4 separate regions of the Homo sapiens genome follow, and all the other regions are linked to region 4. The links are chromatin contacts, found by Hi-C or POLR2A ChIA-PET in ENCODE. All regions are on one chromosome and are shown on one strand. Each heading gives the region's core, a stretch centred on a gene start or an enhancer-like site at or near the end of the contact. The rest is flanking DNA. Distances are from core to core; before and after follow the strand shown.

Region 1 (3,912 bases), core at 658-3,157, 280 kb after region 4:
CTTGGGTGTCAGAGGCAGCCTGGGAAAGTTGGAGCAAGCCCTGCCTTGTAGACAGGGACTCTTAGATCCACTTTTATAGCAGTGCTGGTATGTGGGTGGAAGGTAGGGAAGCTGAGTTACTTCTGTATGACAAGAACACCTAAAAAAAATTTTTTTTAAATGAGTGGGTATTATTTTGTCTAGAATCTGAACTATTCTAATAAAATTGAAAATAAAGCCTTTCTCCCACTCTTTTTGTACATCTTCCTTTCAGCTTCAGATTTCTGAAAGATACTGAAAATAAAACTGAAGTAAGGCCAGGCGCGGTGGCTCACGCCTGTAATCCCAGCACTTTGGGAGGCCAAGACGGTTGGATCACCTGAGGTCAGGAGTTCAAGACCAGCCTGGCCAACATGGTGAAACATATCTCTACTAAAAATGCAAAAAAAAAAAAAAAAAACTGCCGGGCATGGTGGTGTGTGCCTGTAATCCCAGCTACTTGGGAGGCTGAGACAGGAGAATCGCTTGAACCTGGGAGGTGGAGGTTGCAGTGAGCTGAGATCGTGCCACTGCACTCCAGCCTGGGCAACAGAGCGAGACTCCACCTCAAAAAAAAAAGTGAAGTAAATTTATAAATTTGAAGATATCTCCAAGTGCGCTCTTGGAAGAAAGAATGCTTTTATAATATTTTGATAACTACATAGGTGCTCTTCATTCTGATGTATCCATGTGTGAATAAATAAATGGCTAGAGTAATAGAAATCAAGGCATTATTGTTTGATTTCAACAAACATTCATTTACTGTGTATTCAGATACTGGGTTAAGAACTGGGGATATAGTATAAAACATGATTTCTACCCTCAGACTGCTCATAGTCTAGTCATAGTTATGCAGAACAGTAACTCCAACCGTTATGTACCATGGATTAGGTGCTAAGGTAAAGTATGCTCACAGATAAGGGTACCTAAACCAGATGTGGGAGCAAGTAGGGTCAGGAAAGGCTTTCTGGAGTAGGGGATTTCTGAAGTAAGCCTTGAAGGATGAATAACCCATATAGTCGGCCATATTCAAGGGAAAAAGAATAGAAACATGGTGTTCAGAAGAGATGTATGTGCTCAAAAATAGAAATGTGGGAGCCGTCAGGGTAAATTCTTGGTAACTGAAGTGATAGAATGAGTTGGAACACCTTGAGCAAGTGTGGTCAGCAATGTTAACTTCTTTGAGGTTTGGACCCTTTTGAGAATCTGATAAATACTACAGATCCTCTCTGCGTGGAAATGCATATAAGAAAAATTTCTACTGGGGTGCCTGTGTTAGGAACCATGCACTTTGGGTTAAGAACCTCTGGTGTGCAGTAAAAAGAGATCTGAGGATGACACCTTGCAAGTAACAACAACAATTGAGAGGATGGTAGAGGAGGAAGAAGAGTACGATGGAGAAGAGGGTGAACAGGGAAAGAGGAAAGTTAAGAAAGACTGGTATCATTTTAAGTTAAGAGTGAGAGTTTCCCAAAGGAGGGAATGCCAAATACCACAGACAAATCAAAGAAGACATAAAATGTCCATTAAATTTGGCCATGATTTGGAGGTCTTCAGTGACTTCAGTAAGGTAAATTTCAATTGAGTAGTATGGAGGAAAGGAAGCTGGGGTTCTGGAGATTGGATGAAACACTCAAAGAGTTGAGACTACAGGGAGAAGTACCTCTTTCCTTCATTTGTTTATTTAATAAATATTTCTTGAGTACTTACCACGTCCCAGACACTGTCCTGAAAGCTGGGGATTTGTCCATGGAGAAGGCAGGGCCTCCTTCATTAGCTGACATCTCATCGTGCCCACCCTGTTCCAAAGCTTCCCAGCCCCTGCCTGTCTCTCTCCTCCCAAACACACATACAGGAAATGTCCTAAAATGATTTTCTCCTTGGTACATTACCGGGCACATTCAGCCACCAGGGGACTCCAGTTTTGCTGGGTCAGACCCAGGCTGCTCAATTGCTCTTCTCTCTCTTGGACACCAGGGAGCAAATTGTCCTCTATAATACCAGGGACACACTTCAAAATATCATTGTGCCAGTCAGACCTCACTATGAGCCTGTCATTCAGTGAGTTTATAAAAATCATTGTAACATTTTTTTTAAGCTTGTACCAATTCTTTCCTGTAATAAATTTTTAAGCCTATTTGCACTGTAAAATATTGGTTCTAAATGTAGAAAAGTAGCATGAATTCCTGGCCTGAGGAAACCTTTATCCTAGTCTTGGACTTTTTGCATGTGGGGACCCCTCATTTGCCCTTTTCTTTAAAAACAAAATAAAACAAAACAAAAAAACTCCTTGGGGCCTTGTCTCTTTCCATGATGTATGGAGGCTGCAGTCACACCTAAGTGTCAAGGTAGCTGCTGCTTTTCTAAGGATGGGGGCGGGGGACATTGTGGGGGAGATGCTATCTTCTTAGTGCCCCAGGCTTTTTGTCAAGAATAGTGTAATAAACCAGAGGATTCAGAGAATGATACACAGTGATTCTGAGGTTTATTTCAATTATTAGAACTGAAAACACAGTTATCCCATTAGTATGATTCAAGATTTTTTCCAAAAATACACTGGGTTGCTCTTGCTTCCAGTGAAACTCACCTGCCCATTTTCTGCTTACTCACTTTGTCTTTAGAAAATTTGACTGCTTTTTATCTCCTTCTGATTGGCTTTTCAGTTGCAAATTCAGAGAGTACTATATATTCTGTGTTCCAGGTCACTTCTAAAAAGTGTTAAATAAGAACAGGCCTAGTACTTATCTATATTACTTTACTCAGCGTTTTTCCTAATATTTGAAGATCTCATTCTTTTTAAAATTATTACTATGGATTATGCCACAAGTATACAGATATCTGTAAAATGCACAGAATAGAGCCTGATATACTATGTTACATCAGTTTCTCCAGGTTCCACAGATGGTCCTGTATTTCCTGTGTTCCTTTCAGAATTGTTAAAATGATTATTAATTTAGGAGCGGGTGTAATGATGTTGTATTGGCAGTGTGCCAGCCAATGGTGTTATACAACACATTTTTTTAATTTTAAAATTTTAAAAATTGAATTCACAATAGAGATAGGGATTTGCCATGTTGCCTTGGCTGGTCTTGAGCTTCTGGGCCCAAGAAATCCACCAGCCTTAACCTCCCAAAGTGCTGGGATTACAGGTATGAGACACTGCGCCTGGCCAATACAGAACATTTTTAAAAGCCTGGTACTGCATGTTGCCAAACAGTCCTTATGGAGACAGCAAAAAACTATGTATTCTCAGTGTGATTTGTTATTTTGAATTTAGATTTCTGTAGATGTTTATTTTTTAAATGGAGAGCTCGTGTTGTTAGCCGTGGGCTTGTAAAAAATAAAAATAGATAAAAATTAAAAATGGGAAGCTTAATTTTGGAATTAATCTTTTTAACCTTTGGGTAGTCTTTTAGAAAGTATATCCTAAAAATACATAGCATAACTAAAATATCTCATAAATCCTTCAGAATGAGCTATTTATTAGAATGCTGTAAAAAATTAGAAAATCTTAATTTTATGAGACAACTGATAAACTCATCATTTTATAAATTGTTTTATTTGAATGTGTGATAATATAAAATAGGGAAATTATGAAGTTTATATTCAGAGGTTAAAGATTTTTCCAAGATCACTAGTAAAGGGCAGAATTAGACCAACTTCTGGACTGAACCACATCTTTGATGCATTTTTTAATTATATTATTTTAATAAGAGAACTTTAAAGAAACTCTTATTGTCAGTATTCTCCTAAACCTGTAGCTACAGCATTCTATAACAATTACTATTTACAATAATGACACAAATTTCTAGGGTATATATAAGAAAGGATTTACCTTTTTCAATAAAGGCTGAAACATAGAAGGCTGGAGAAAACAAAAGGTGAATTTTCAGT
Region 2 (4,366 bases), core at 1,687-4,186, 440 kb after region 4:
GAGTCTTTTTTTTATGAATCTCTTGAAGTTTTGTGTCATAGCGATTTGCAAGTGCTTTCAGGAAAGCATCAGAGTAAATGATAACTGCTTGGTGGATGAAAAAAAAATTAAAATGGCCATGGTTAATGATCTCATGAGAGTTCATCTGAATTTTCATAAGAAAATTTAGTTATTCATGCGGTATATGACATTTTAAGATAACTGGAATTAAAGCTGATAACATTATACCAGGATATATCAGATTTCTAGGAATTTCATACAATTTCTGGAACACTTATATTAATAACATATAGCTATACAAACATAACATGATACTATATAACAAATAGCATCCTTTCTTATTTGATAACATAAAACATAAAAGTATAAAATACCAGAAGAAAATGTAGGACATTTTTATAATGTTGGATGAATAAAGGCCTTTCTTAGCATGGCATGAAATCCAGGTACCTAAAGGAAAATGTCTATGTCACATTTTAAAACTCTGAATAGAAAAAAAAAAAAACTACAAGGAAAGTAAAATGGCAAATGACTGACTGAAGAATATATTTGCAGTACATGTGACAGACCGTGGGTTAATATGCATCATATGTAAAGAGTGTCTACAAATTAACAAGAAAAGTATAGGCAGACAGAAAGAAAATGGACCACAGATCTGAAAAGGTGTGAGGTGTGGTAGGGCATGGTCAGGCTTGCTGCACTGAAACCTCAAGTGGGTGCGATGGTGCAGTAAGTAGTGGGATGTGGTGGGATGTACCTGTGATATAGAAGCATTCCCTTATATGTCACAAGAACGAATCTTTTTTTTTTTTTTGAGATGGAGTCTCGCTCTGTCACTCAGGTTGGAGTGCAGTGGCGTGATCTTGGCTCACTGCAACCTCCGCCTCCCGGGTTCAAGTGATTCTCCTGCTTTAGCCTCCCAAGTATTTGGGATTACAGGCACACACCACCACACTCGGCTAATGTTTTTATATTTTTGGTAGAGATAGGGTTTCACCATGTTGGTCAGGCTGGTCTTGAACTCTTGACCTCAAGTGATCCACCCCCCTCAGCCTCCCAAAGTGCTGGGATTACAGGTGTGAGCCACTGCACCCAGCCCAAGAATGAATCTTGAATGCCGATCAACCCTTGACCCCAAACTAAAATATTGTAAAACCACAAGTTCTGGCTTGCTCTGATCTCCTCTGAAATAATGGATTCTTCACTCCGTAGGGGCTGCTGAGAGCACTACACTTCTGGCAACCTCCTCAGGAAACCAAGGGAGATAGGCAAGCTACACTCCCTTCCTGGCATGCTTGATTTTGCCAAGTACAAGTGCAGGCAATGACATCAAATGTTTCACCTCTCAGACGGCAAAAATGCAAATGATTGAGCACCTCGAATTTTGATGACAGTGTAGTGCAAAAGGCCTGTCCACACGTTACTGATAGACATGAGAATCTGGCAATATCTATAGATATTTTGAATGCGAATCCTCTATCAGCAGAATGGCATGTGGATTAGCTTGAGAAACTAGAGACTAACACATCTATGTCCTTCTCAGCCCAATTAGACAGAATCGAGTCATTTTAACCTTAGGGACTGCACTAAGAGTGCCAGTTACAGGATTTATTGCTAATGATTTATAGGGCTCCAAATGACAGTGCTTACAAATCTATAGATTCTTGAAGAGAAAGGAGCACTCTACAGCTAACATTAAAGTCAGGATGTGTGCAGGGCATGGTGGTGCATACCTGTAATCTCAGCACTTTGGGGAGCTGAGGTGGGAGGATTGCTTGAGACCAGGAGTTCGAGACCAGCCTGAGCAACAGAATGAGATTCCCATTGCTACAAAAAATTTAAAAATTAACTAGGCCTGGGCTGAGTGCAGTGGCTCACGCCTGTAATCCCAGCACTTTAGGAGGCTGAGGCAGGTGGATCACCTGAGGTCAGGAGTTTGAGACCAGCCTGGCATACGTGATGAAACCCCATCTCTACTAAGAATACAAAAAATTAGCTGGGTGTGGTGGTGCACACCTGCAATCCCAGCTACTTGGGAGGCTGAGGCAGGAGAATTGCTTGAACCCAGGCGGCAGAGGTTTCCGTGAGCTGAGATCATGCCATTGCACTCCAGCCTGGGTGACAGAGGAAGACTCTGTCTCAAGAAAAACAAAACAAAACAAAACAAACAAACAAACAAAAACTAGGTGTGGTGGCACACCCCTGTAGTCCTAGCTACCCAGGAGGCTGAGGTGGGAGGACGCTTAAACCTAAGAGTTGGAGGCGTCAATGAGATATGATCATGCCACTGGACTCCACTGTGCAACAGAGACCAAAGAAAAAAAAAAGAAGAAGATGTGCATCACAGCTATGGCCAGCTCACAGCAAGGGGTCTGGCAGGGCCGGTTTGGGTTTCTATTGTCCTCTCTACTGTATGGTCATGGCAAAATGCACTTCCTCTTTCAGATACAGAACCCTTGGCAGGTGCACAGAGCACCACAGAACTAAGGGGCCCAAAAGAGAGTCTCGGCTGGGGTTTTTTATGTTTCACAGGTCACATACACAAATTCCTGTTACATAACTAGCTTCTGCAGCACAGCTCTCTGGGGGTCTCACCAGGAGAAAATCAGTCTTACTGTTATCAATAAACAATGCTGACAAGTTGGTACAAACCACGCCAAACTCCTCCTTGCCCCCCTGCCTACAAAGCGACACTATTCACCGGCTTTCCTGCCTTGGGCAACATCAGTGCCAGGCAGCAAGTTTAGTACAACCGCTCAGTTTCATTCTAGACATGCTGCAATTCACCCTCAGAGCACAGGAACTAAACAAGGAAGAGGTGTGTTTATTGGGTTTTTGGGCAAAAAAGGAAAGATAAATGCAACTGATTTGTCCCTTCCCACGGTTCCGCATCCCTCATTCCAAATGCAGTACTCACGTTCCGGGCCCGCCCCCTCAGGATGGAGCTCTCAGGGTCATGAATCGGCATTGGACCTCCATGTTCGGTGGTGTGGCTTGTTTTTACAGGTTACTTAATAGGATCCAGGTTGGGTTACGAGCAACCTATAAATAAACCAGATGCGCTCCACAGAGCCCCAGACCCAGGCCAGCTCTTCTGCTGATCATATGCTACCTATCACACGCGCACACTCTGTTTATATCTACCAGACACAGGCCTGCCAAGGCTGTTCCATCAGGACAGAGGAATGGTGGATATCTTTTATACTTTGCCCATCATAATTTTCTTCCTGGAAGTGTGGGTGCACCTCCTTTGCAGAGGTGGGTGCCTGACTCAGCCGGCCTATCCCATGAGTGGATTGCAGAGGTTCACAAACCATTTGGACCTAGCCACTTGGTAATTGAACTGTTCAGTATTTCTGTGACCTAGGGAAGCTGTGAAAAAAATTGCTGAAACACTAAGGCTCTCAGACACTAACTGCAGAACCTCTGCCATGCTGGTGCTTTGGGCAGAGCCATTCCCAGGACTTCTGTGGGAGAAATAGGTAGGAAAGATGGACGCCCTTCCCTCTGGGGCTGCTAGTTAAAGGACAAGGCAAATCTAGATCTCTGATGGTCATCTTTTCCATGTTGTACAAAGGTCATTCCTGGGAAAGAAACCCACGTGGAGGAAAGCAGACCTGAGAGAGACAGGAGTCCTAGGCCAGGCACGGTGGCTCATGACTGTGATCCTAGCACTTTGGGAGGCCAAGGTGGGGGCGGATCGCTTGAGGTCAGGAGTTCAAGGCCTGTCTGGCCAATATAGTGAAACCCCATCTCTACTAAAAGTACAAAATTAGTGGGGTGTGGTGGCACTTGCCTGTAATCCCAGCTACTTGGGAGGCTGAGGCAGGAATCACTTGAACCTGGGAGGTGGAGGTTGCAATGAGCTGAGACTGAACCATTGCACTCCAGCCTGGGCAACAGAGTGAGACTCTGTCTCAAAAAAAAAAAAAAGTCCTAGTATATAGTTGAGCACCTAGAACCAACCTTACCTGAAGCAGGGACATTGCTGGACTTTTCATTTTATGACCTAATTCATTCCTGAACCAGTCAGCATTCCTAGCTGCTAACAAAGTGAACCCAAACTAGCTTAATCAGAAAAGCAATGTATTACCAAATATTAGGTATCTCAGAAGCTCTCTAGGAGAGAAGGAAAAATGGCCTATATACAATCTGTGTCCAGAAGAAACACCCTCAGGAACAGCACCCAAAATCACACTGAAAAGTGGTTTAGTGGGAAGCACTGGTAGGCACAGACAGCTCTGACTTCAGCACCATTGTCACCAACGTGACCAATGCTGGATACACGACTACAGCCTCTTATGCTGTTGGCTCTGGAAACAGGATGTAACTGCTGCCATTATCCCCAGAATAGATTCTGGAGGGA
Region 3 (4,251 bases), core at 820-3,319, 410 kb after region 4:
CCACCTTCCCACTCCATCCCCTTTCTGGCTCCCCATCCATCTGCTGAGAACTACACTCGATAAAACCTTGCACTCACTCTCCAAGCCCACGTGTGATCCAATTTTTCTGGCATACTAGGGTTAGAACCCTGGAGTACAGAAATTAGACCCTCTGCTTTGTCCTTCCGATAAGCTCACTGGGGCTCGGGAGCTGCAAACACTCAACCCTAGATGGGGCTGCTGTGGGGTCGGAGCCCACGCTCCCCAAGACCTGCCGGTCCGCATGCTCCCCCTAGGGGTTTGAGCCGCAGGGCACCGAAGAAGTGAGCCACACCCCGTTTTATACTGTGCAAGGGGGATAAGGGAACTTTTCCCATTTCGTTAAGTCACAAAAGTCTTCTGAGAATCATCCAACAACACAATGATAGGCACCAAGACAATCGGGGCCATGTTAATTGATAACATTTTTAACTTGGGAGCAAGTGAACGCTCATTCTGTCCAGTGCCTATCATCTATAGCCCTGAGAGAGGCACAGTCCAGTCCCTGCTGAATGACACCTGCCTGATGACAAGGCTCGTGGGCGGGATGGTGGTTGGTTTTACCCAGGCAGGCAACACAGCAGAGTCCACCTTGTTCAGACACTCTCTCTCACATTGCAGCTTCTTTTGTTGCTCAAAAATCACTTTAAATGTATTTTCAATATAATTTGACAAAAAGATAGTCAAATTTGACAAAAAATATAATTTGACAAAAATCACCCCTAGTTCTCCTGCAACATAACTATTGATTTCATTCTCTACTTCCCGTTATTTTTCAAATCCGTATTATTTTTCGCATGGCTTTTATACTTATAATGGTGTGTCCTGTTTTTATTTATTATTATTATTTATTATTATTATTATTTTTGAGACGGTCTCACTGTCACCCAGGCTGGAATGCAGTGGTGCGATCTCGGCTCACTGCAACCTGCGCCTCCTGGGTTCAAGTGATTCTCCTGTCTCAGCCTCCCGAGTTGTTGCAATTATAGGTGCGCACCACCATGCCTGGATAAGTTTTCTATTTGTAGTAGAGATGGGGGTTTCACCATGTTGGCCAGGCTGGTCTCAAACTCCCAACCTCAGGTGATACATCTGCCTTGGCCTCCCAAAGTGCTGGGATTACAGGCATGAGCCGCTGTGCCTGGCCACGTGCCCTGTTTTTAAAATGTAATGTTATACAAGTATTTTCCATCTTGCTATACAGTTGTTATAACTATTATTTTTGATGACTCTATGCTATTTCCTTAAGAGAAGATGTATTGTCATGTTTATAGAAACACTCCCTTATCATGGCACTTTGGCGTCTTTTTTTTTTTTTTTTTTTTTTTTGAGACGGGGTCTCTGTCTGTTGTCCAGGCTGCAGTGCAATGGCGCGATCTCCCAGTTCAAGCAATTCTCCTGCCTCACCCTCCCGAGTAACGGGACTACAGGTGTGCACTACCAGCCTGGCTAATTTTTTGTATTTTTAATAGAGACAGGGTTTCACCATGTTGGCCAGGCTGGTCTTGAACTCCTGGCCTCAAGTGATCTGCCCATGTTGGCCTCCCAAAGTGTTGGGATTACAGGCATGAGCCACTGCGCCCAACCGTGCTTTGGGGTCATAACAGTTTTGATATCCAGATGAGTTCTTTGATAATGTCGCCACCTTGTCCTGCCTGCTGCCTCTACTTTAACCAGAAATGGAACCAGTGATTGACCCCTTCCCCGCTGCCACACTGCTTCAAGCAGGGGCTTAAAGAGCTGCTTATGTTTTTAGTTAAACTTTACATTTTTAGTTAAACTTTACAAAGGAAGTTATTTGATGTAGTATTTTCAAACCTGAGCAATTGAGAGGGTCTCATGATATCTCCCTCATTAAAACCAAGGATCTGCTATATCTCCACCCAGCAATAGCATATGGTGGGTATAAAAAATAGTGTAACGTATTTTTTCTATTTCTGGGACAATTTGTACAACGTGAGAATTGCTTGTTTTCTGAAAGCTTAAAAGAACTTACCAGGTAACACCTTGGAACCGGGAACTTGCAAATTTCCTTGTTTGCCACATGGCATGCTTTAGATTTTTTAAAATTTAAGCTTATAATATGATTAATAAATATGACTCCCTTCTCCATGCCTGAAACCTGTCTCTCCCAGTCCTCACCTATTTTTTTTTCTTTTCTTTTCTTTCTTTTTTTTTTTTTTTGCGATGGAGCTTCTCTCTGCTGCCCAGGCTGGAGTGCAGTGGTGCAGTCTCAGTCACTGCAACCTCCACTTCCCAGGTTCAACTGACTCTTCTGCCTCAGCCTTCTGAGTAGCTGGGATTACAGGTGCCTGCCACCATGCCTGGCTAATTTTTGTATTTTTAGTAGAGACAGGGTTTCACCATGATGGCCAGGCTGGTCTCAAACTCCTGACCTCAGGTGATCCGCCCGCCTTGGCCTCTCAAAATGCTGGGATTACAGGCGTGAGCCACTGCGCTCAGCTGCTATGGCTTTTGGAAGGATGATTTAGGGTATCTTTCTTTTTTTTTTTTCTTTCATTTGGAGATGGTCTCATTTTGGCACCTGGGCTGGAGTGCAGTGACACAATCTCGGCTCACTGCAGTAACCTCCCGGGCTCAAGTGATCCTCCTGTCTTAGCCCCCCAAGTGGCGGGGACTACAGGTGTGCACCACCACACCCAGCTAATATATATATATATATATATTTTTTTTTTTTTTGTAGAGATGGAGATTCACCATGTTGCCCAGGCTAATCTCTAACTCCTGAGCTCAAACAATCCACCCTCCTTGGCCTCCCAAAGTGCTAGGATTACAGGTGTGAGCCACTGCACCTGGCCTTCTTGGGATGTCTCTTAACATGAGAAGTACATGTGCCTGACACTCAGCATCCCACCTCTAGAAATACACCCACCACGGACACAACACAACGGCACAACACAACACAACAGACAAACGTGTATGGATGTTCATCCAGTTATTTGAAGTTGTATAAAGAAATGGAAACAATTTGAAAAATCCATGCCGGGGACTGTTTACATGAAAATAGAGCAATACAAAATAAAGGTTTATGGATGTGAAAAGGAACGAGGCAAATCTATGTACAACTGACCTAGAAAGAGGTCCAGGATATATTAAGTAAAAGAAAAGAGGTTGAAGAATATGTTCTTTATATTCTTTTCTTATTTTTTTTAAGTACTATATATGTGATGTAGGAGTAGGGGAATATTCTCGAAGGAGATACACCAAATGTGAACAGGCTTAGCTCAGGGAGGGAGATTTAGGGCTAGGGTGACAAAATACTTTTGCACTTTTCACTCATCTATATTATTGAGCTTTGTTACCAAAGTAACTTGTTAGTTTTATAATAAAAGCCAATAGAAGCCAGGCACGGTGGCTCACGCCTGTAATCCCAGCACTTTGGGAAGCTGAGGCAGGTGGATCACCTGAGATCAGGAGTTCGAGACCAGCCTGGCCAACAAGTCTCTACTAAAAATACAAAAATTAGCCAGGCGTGGTGGTGGGCACCTGTAATCCCAGCTACTCAGGAGGCTGAGGCAGGAGAATCTCTTGAACCCGGGAGGCGGAGGTTGCAGTGAGCTGAGATTGCACCACTGCACTTCAGCCTGGGTGACAGAGCGAGACTCTGTCTCAACAACAACAAAAAGCCAATAGAATAAAAAGATTTTAGTAATGAGATTTATTATTCATTATTTTATCATAAAATCTCCCACTTGTACAGTAATGCATTTGGTGCAGGGAATGCTGCCAAGTACATGGTAAGACAAAATCTGACAAATTAATACTGTTAAATGTTAATATTGTTTTCTTTTTTTGTTGGTTCTATGTAAGTTTTTCTAACTTGTTATTTTGGCCTTTTGTGTCCTATTTATTTCAGGTTATCTCTTGGATGTAGAAAATTACTCAGATCTGATTTTGACCCAATTTGATACTTTTCTTAATGTTATTCATATTCATATTAATTATTTTTTGTTATAATTATTCAACTTTGATTTGTCCCATTATTTTAGGCATTCTGCTTTTTATTTCTTTGCTCTCTTCCTATGCTCTACATAGATAGGTACAGTGCAGAGGTTTCAGCTGATGCAGTGAGTGGTTTATTGTGGCAGCCCGGAGCTTCACCTTGAAGGCAGAGATGTGTGTTATCTGCGCTTTCCTGCCTACTCTGTGTATACCCAGTAAATGACAGATACAGAACAACACTTAGAATAAGACCTCATCATTCATGACACT
Region 4 (3,777 bases), core at 752-3,251:
TAGAGGGGATGCTCTCAGCAGTAGTGGCGGTGGTAGGGAGTTGGGATTGCAAACCCAGAGGCCAGCAGAGGCCAGGCAGGAACTGGATTGAACTGGAAACTCAAGCTGTCCACTTGGGTCCAGTCAGGATGGATACTGATAGAAGTGGGGGTCTCATGTTGCCCACCTCATGTTTAAGAAGATTCTAGAATTATAGATTATTTGATGTGAAATTTCCTTAAATGTAAATGTTGGTAAATAAAGTAACTATTTAAACGATATACATGCAAACACACATTTGCACACACACGCCTTACACACAATGGCTGGTCAGATTTAGTGCATAGCCAGCCAGCTGGTTTTCTGCTTTGGAATTATAGGCTGCTAATTTTTTTATTTTTTCTAGACATGGTCTTGCTTTGTCACCCAGGCTGGAGTGCAGTGGCGTGAACACAGCTCATTGCAGCCTTGACCTCCTGAGCCCAAACAGTCCTCCCATCCCAGCCCAGCCCAGCAAATAACTGGGATGACTGGCATGTACCACCAAGACTCACTAATTGTTGTATGTTTGTAGAGACGGGGTTTCACCATGTTGCCCAGGCTGGTCTCAAACTCCAGAGCTCAGGTAATCCGCCTTCCTCGGCCTCCCAAAGTGCTGGAATTACAGGCATGAGCCACCGTGCTCTGCCTAATTGTATTTTATTATACTAAATGCAGTTTCTTTTGCCTTCTGTATCTTTTCAAACCCTGGGTGGTATTCCCCCAGCAAGAGTGAATTCTAGTTTACCTACTACCTATGCCTGTATGCTTACACTTTCACTGAATTTCTTTAAATTTTTAAATAATATTAGGAAGAAAATGGGGCTGATGAGCAGCTCTTGGGGCACTAGAGGCCTTCTGGGTAGCTGTCATGCCTTGAACGTTTCTTGAGCGTGCCTTCTCCAGCCTCCAGTGAGCACGAGGTCTGCATTGGCAAACAGATGTCCACTGTCCTGGGGACAAGAAAGGTGTGAGTCCTCCATGGCAAACAGAGAAGGAAGGAGATGTCTCCTTTCCTGAATCAGCTTATTGGGATAAACAGGAAACCCACAGAGGCTTTCTCACCAAGGCCAGCGTGTTTAATAGGCCTGCATCTCACCTCTGAGGATCACAAAGTGTGTGAGCAGCGTCCCAGCAAGGAGACACCGATGCTCATGAGGATTCTGAAACCTCTGTTCGCTGTTAGGAAATGCTCTTGACCCATGAGTGTTCCTCTTTCAAGATCCTCCAGCATTGCCAACCCGTCCAGCAAGAAGGGGAGAGATCTCATAGCACGGGGGCTTGACTAAATTTGAGGAGTCGAGGAAGTGACGTTTCAGCTAAGACTTTTTTTTTCCTTTGAGACAGGATCTCGCTCTGTTGCCCAGGCTGGAGTGCAGTGGCTCAATCCTGGCTCACAGCAACCTCTGCCTCCCGGGTACAAGCGATTCTCCTACCTCAACCTCCCCAGTAGCTGGGAGTACAGGTGCCCGCCACCACGCCCAGCTAATTTTTGTATTTTTAGTAGAGACAAAGTTCCACCATGTTGGCCAGACTGGTCTCAAACTCCTGACCTCAAGTGATGCTCCCGCCTCGGCCTCCCTAAGTGCTGGGATTACAGGCGTAAGCCATTGCGCCCTGCCTCCGCTAAGTCTTCAAGATCGGCCAAGGGATGATGAAGAAGGTTGGGGAGAAGAGCGGGGATGAGGGGAGCCCAGCTGCAGGCCGCATATTCAAAGACTTGTGGCTGGGAGGGAGGTCCGGAGAAGAACTGAGTTCTAGAATCTGAAAGACGGCTAGCATGGGTCAGAATGGAAACTAACCAGACCACAGTGTCAGCCACTCAAGCTCCCCTAGCCAAGCCTCGTGCTGAATTTTGAGGGCTGCAGTAGAAAAGCGGGCGCACTGCGAGCCCTGCGTGTTGCCAACAGCCTCGGCAGAGCCAGGAGGTGGCGCTGTCGGCACACGCATCGTGCTGTCGGCGCTGCGCAGCCGCAGCCCGGGACCTTGGAGGACAGGCGGTCGGAGCCGCTGCTGGTGACGTCAGCAGTTTTACAGAGGCACAAAGCCGGAGCAGGAAGAGTAAATGTCTGCACCAGGAAGGAGCCAGGGAGGCCAAGTTGAGAGCACTTCAGAAGAAGTGAATAGGTTCAGGAATCCAGCAGCGCCGGAGGGGTGGAGCCAGGGAAATACTACTCTGTGACAGTTTTGCTCATGAAGTGGAGTGCCAGGAAAACACAGCGTCTGGCCGGGCGCGGTGGCTTATTCCTGTAATCCCAGCACTTTGGGAGGCCTGGGCGGGCGGATCGCTTGAGGTCAGGACCAGCGTGGCCAACATGATGAAACCCCGTCTGTACTAAAAATACAGAAATTAGCCGGGCGTGGTGGTGCGCGCCTGTAATCTCAACTACTCGGGAGGCTGAAGCAGGAGAATCGCTTGAACCCGGGAGGCAAGTCAGCCGAGATTTTGCCGAGGCGCAATCAGCCCAGATCATGCCACTGCACTCCAGCCTGGGTGACAGAGCAAGACTCCGTCTCAAAAAAACAAACAGAAAAAAAACACAGCGTCCAGGCAGCTCCACCTTCCATGTTGAAAGCCTGTGACTGCCACATTCTAGCGGGACTGGCTTGTTTGCCTGCAGAACGGAATGGCCCCGGGGTCTGTCTGGGTCTGGGTCCAGATGAGAAAGGCGCCCAGCCTTCCTCTGGCCCCAGCCCTGCACATTGACCAAGGATGGATGGCCCTCCATACCAGGCACCCCGGCTCCTCCTCATTCCCCTCTGGCTTCTCCCTTCCTCCTACCGCCATGCTGATCCTCCATCCTTCTGGCTCTGGGCAGTGGTTTTCAAAAGCACTGTGGTGGTAGTCACTGGGGCTGTTGGCCACATTTGTCTGGCTTTTCCCCTTTCCAGATGCACAGTGGGATTATTCTTCCTGGTCTCCTTATGGTTGGGTGGGAATATGTAACCAGTTCTGGACAAAAGAGTTTTGAATGGAAATAATATGTGTCATTTCTAAGCCACAGCAATGAATGCTGATATAAGACCCTTTTCCTCTACTGTGGCAACCAGCAATCTTCCAGAAAGTGGTTGCTCCATGATACTGAGTCCAGGAGGGAAGACAACCGGAGCAGAGAGGCACCTGCCCCATGATGGACATGTAGCGTGAGCAAGAAGTAGCCTTTGCTGTTGTGAACCACTGAGATCGGGGGCTTGCTTTTTGGTGGTTTTTGTTTGTTTGTTTGGTTTGTTTTTTTGTTTTGTTTAGTTTTGTTTTGTTTTTTGAGACAGAGTTTCGCTCTAGTAGCCCAGGCTGGAGTGCAATGGCGCGATCTTGGCTCACTGCAAGCTCCACCTCCCAGGTTCAAGCGATTCTCCTGCCTCAGCCTCCCAACTAGCTAGGACTACAGGCATGCACCACCATGCCCGGCTAATTTTGAATTTTTAATAGAGACAGGGGTTCACCACGTTGGTCAGGCTGGTCTCAAACTCCTGACCTCAGGTGATCCGCCCGCCTCGGCCTCCCAAAGTGCTGGGATTACAGGCGTGAGCCACCGTGCCCAGCCTAGGGGCTTGTTTTTTACTGCAGCATAACCTAGACTATCCTGGCTGATATAAGCAAAGCTGCTGGAAATCAGGAAGCTGTTTGTAGAACACTATGAAAGGTACACAGCTTTAAATCCTTAGATGAACTAGAATTGTTATTAACAATGAGTATCACTTATTGACCAGGCGTGGTGGCTCACAACTGTAATCTCAGCACTTTGGGAGGCTGAGGCA

What was found. Hi-C counts contacts between places; a loop is a spot of excess contacts on that map. ChIA-PET counts read pairs that join two places held with the same protein, here RNA polymerase II (POLR2A). Pooled maps may share reads with other maps.
Region 1: a map of HCT116 shows a loop between it and region 4 (12-fold over the local background). The contact joins two enhancer-like sites. A Hi-C loop is called at or near these places in 13 of 168 maps with a recorded cell type or tissue (Caco-2, Calu3, HCT116 and 10 more), 4 of 37 single-sample maps with no recorded cell type and 24 of 50 pooled maps. POLR2A ChIA-PET finds 5 or more read pairs at or near these places in 2 of 52 experiments (HCT116 and PC-9).
Region 2: a loop to region 4 is called in a map of psoas muscle, with 18 times the contacts of the local background. The contact joins two enhancer-like sites. A Hi-C loop is called at or near these places in 1 of 168 maps with a recorded cell type or tissue (psoas muscle) and 7 of 50 pooled maps.
Region 3: a map of A673 shows a loop between it and region 4 (3-fold over the local background). The contact joins the promoter of APOL5 here to the enhancer-like site in region 4. A Hi-C loop is called at or near these places in 2 of 168 maps with a recorded cell type or tissue (A673 and gastrocnemius medialis), 1 of 37 single-sample maps with no recorded cell type and 6 of 50 pooled maps. POLR2A ChIA-PET finds 5 or more read pairs at or near these places in 1 of 52 experiments (A673).

The regions. Positions count from the first base shown.
Region 1 is chr22:35,841,188-35,845,099 of GRCh38, reverse strand. All of the region lies in intron 2 of RBFOX2 (RNA binding fox-1 homolog 2), which reads left to right. Among named protein-coding and RNA genes, the nearest start is that of APOL5, 130 kb to the right of the region's middle. Within about 2 kb of position 1,907, at least 9 of the 41 ENCODE cell types and tissues checked have a DNase peak (open chromatin) inside an H3K27ac peak, as active enhancers do; they include PC-9, where a contact is called at or near this core.
Region 2 is chr22:35,684,566-35,688,931 of GRCh38, reverse strand. No RefSeq gene overlaps it. Among named protein-coding and RNA genes, the nearest start is that of APOL5, 31 kb to the left of the region's middle. Within about 2 kb of position 2,936, at least 3 of the 41 ENCODE cell types and tissues checked have a DNase peak (open chromatin) inside an H3K27ac peak, as active enhancers do; they include psoas muscle, where a contact is called at or near this core.
Region 3 is chr22:35,715,690-35,719,940 of GRCh38, reverse strand. It overlaps APOL5 (apolipoprotein L5), which reads right to left and starts at 2,069. Exons shown (of 5, transcript NM_030642.1): 1 at 2,015-2,069. The coding sequence starts at 2,069.
Region 4 is chr22:36,122,340-36,126,116 of GRCh38, reverse strand. No RefSeq gene overlaps it. Among named protein-coding and RNA genes, the nearest start is that of APOL3, 37 kb to the left of the region's middle. RefSeq lists a silencer at 1,812-1,881 and an enhancer at 1,822-2,116. Within about 2 kb of position 2,001, at least 31 of the 41 ENCODE cell types and tissues checked have a DNase peak (open chromatin) inside an H3K27ac peak, as active enhancers do; they include A673, PC-9, gastrocnemius medialis and 1 more, where a contact is called at or near this core.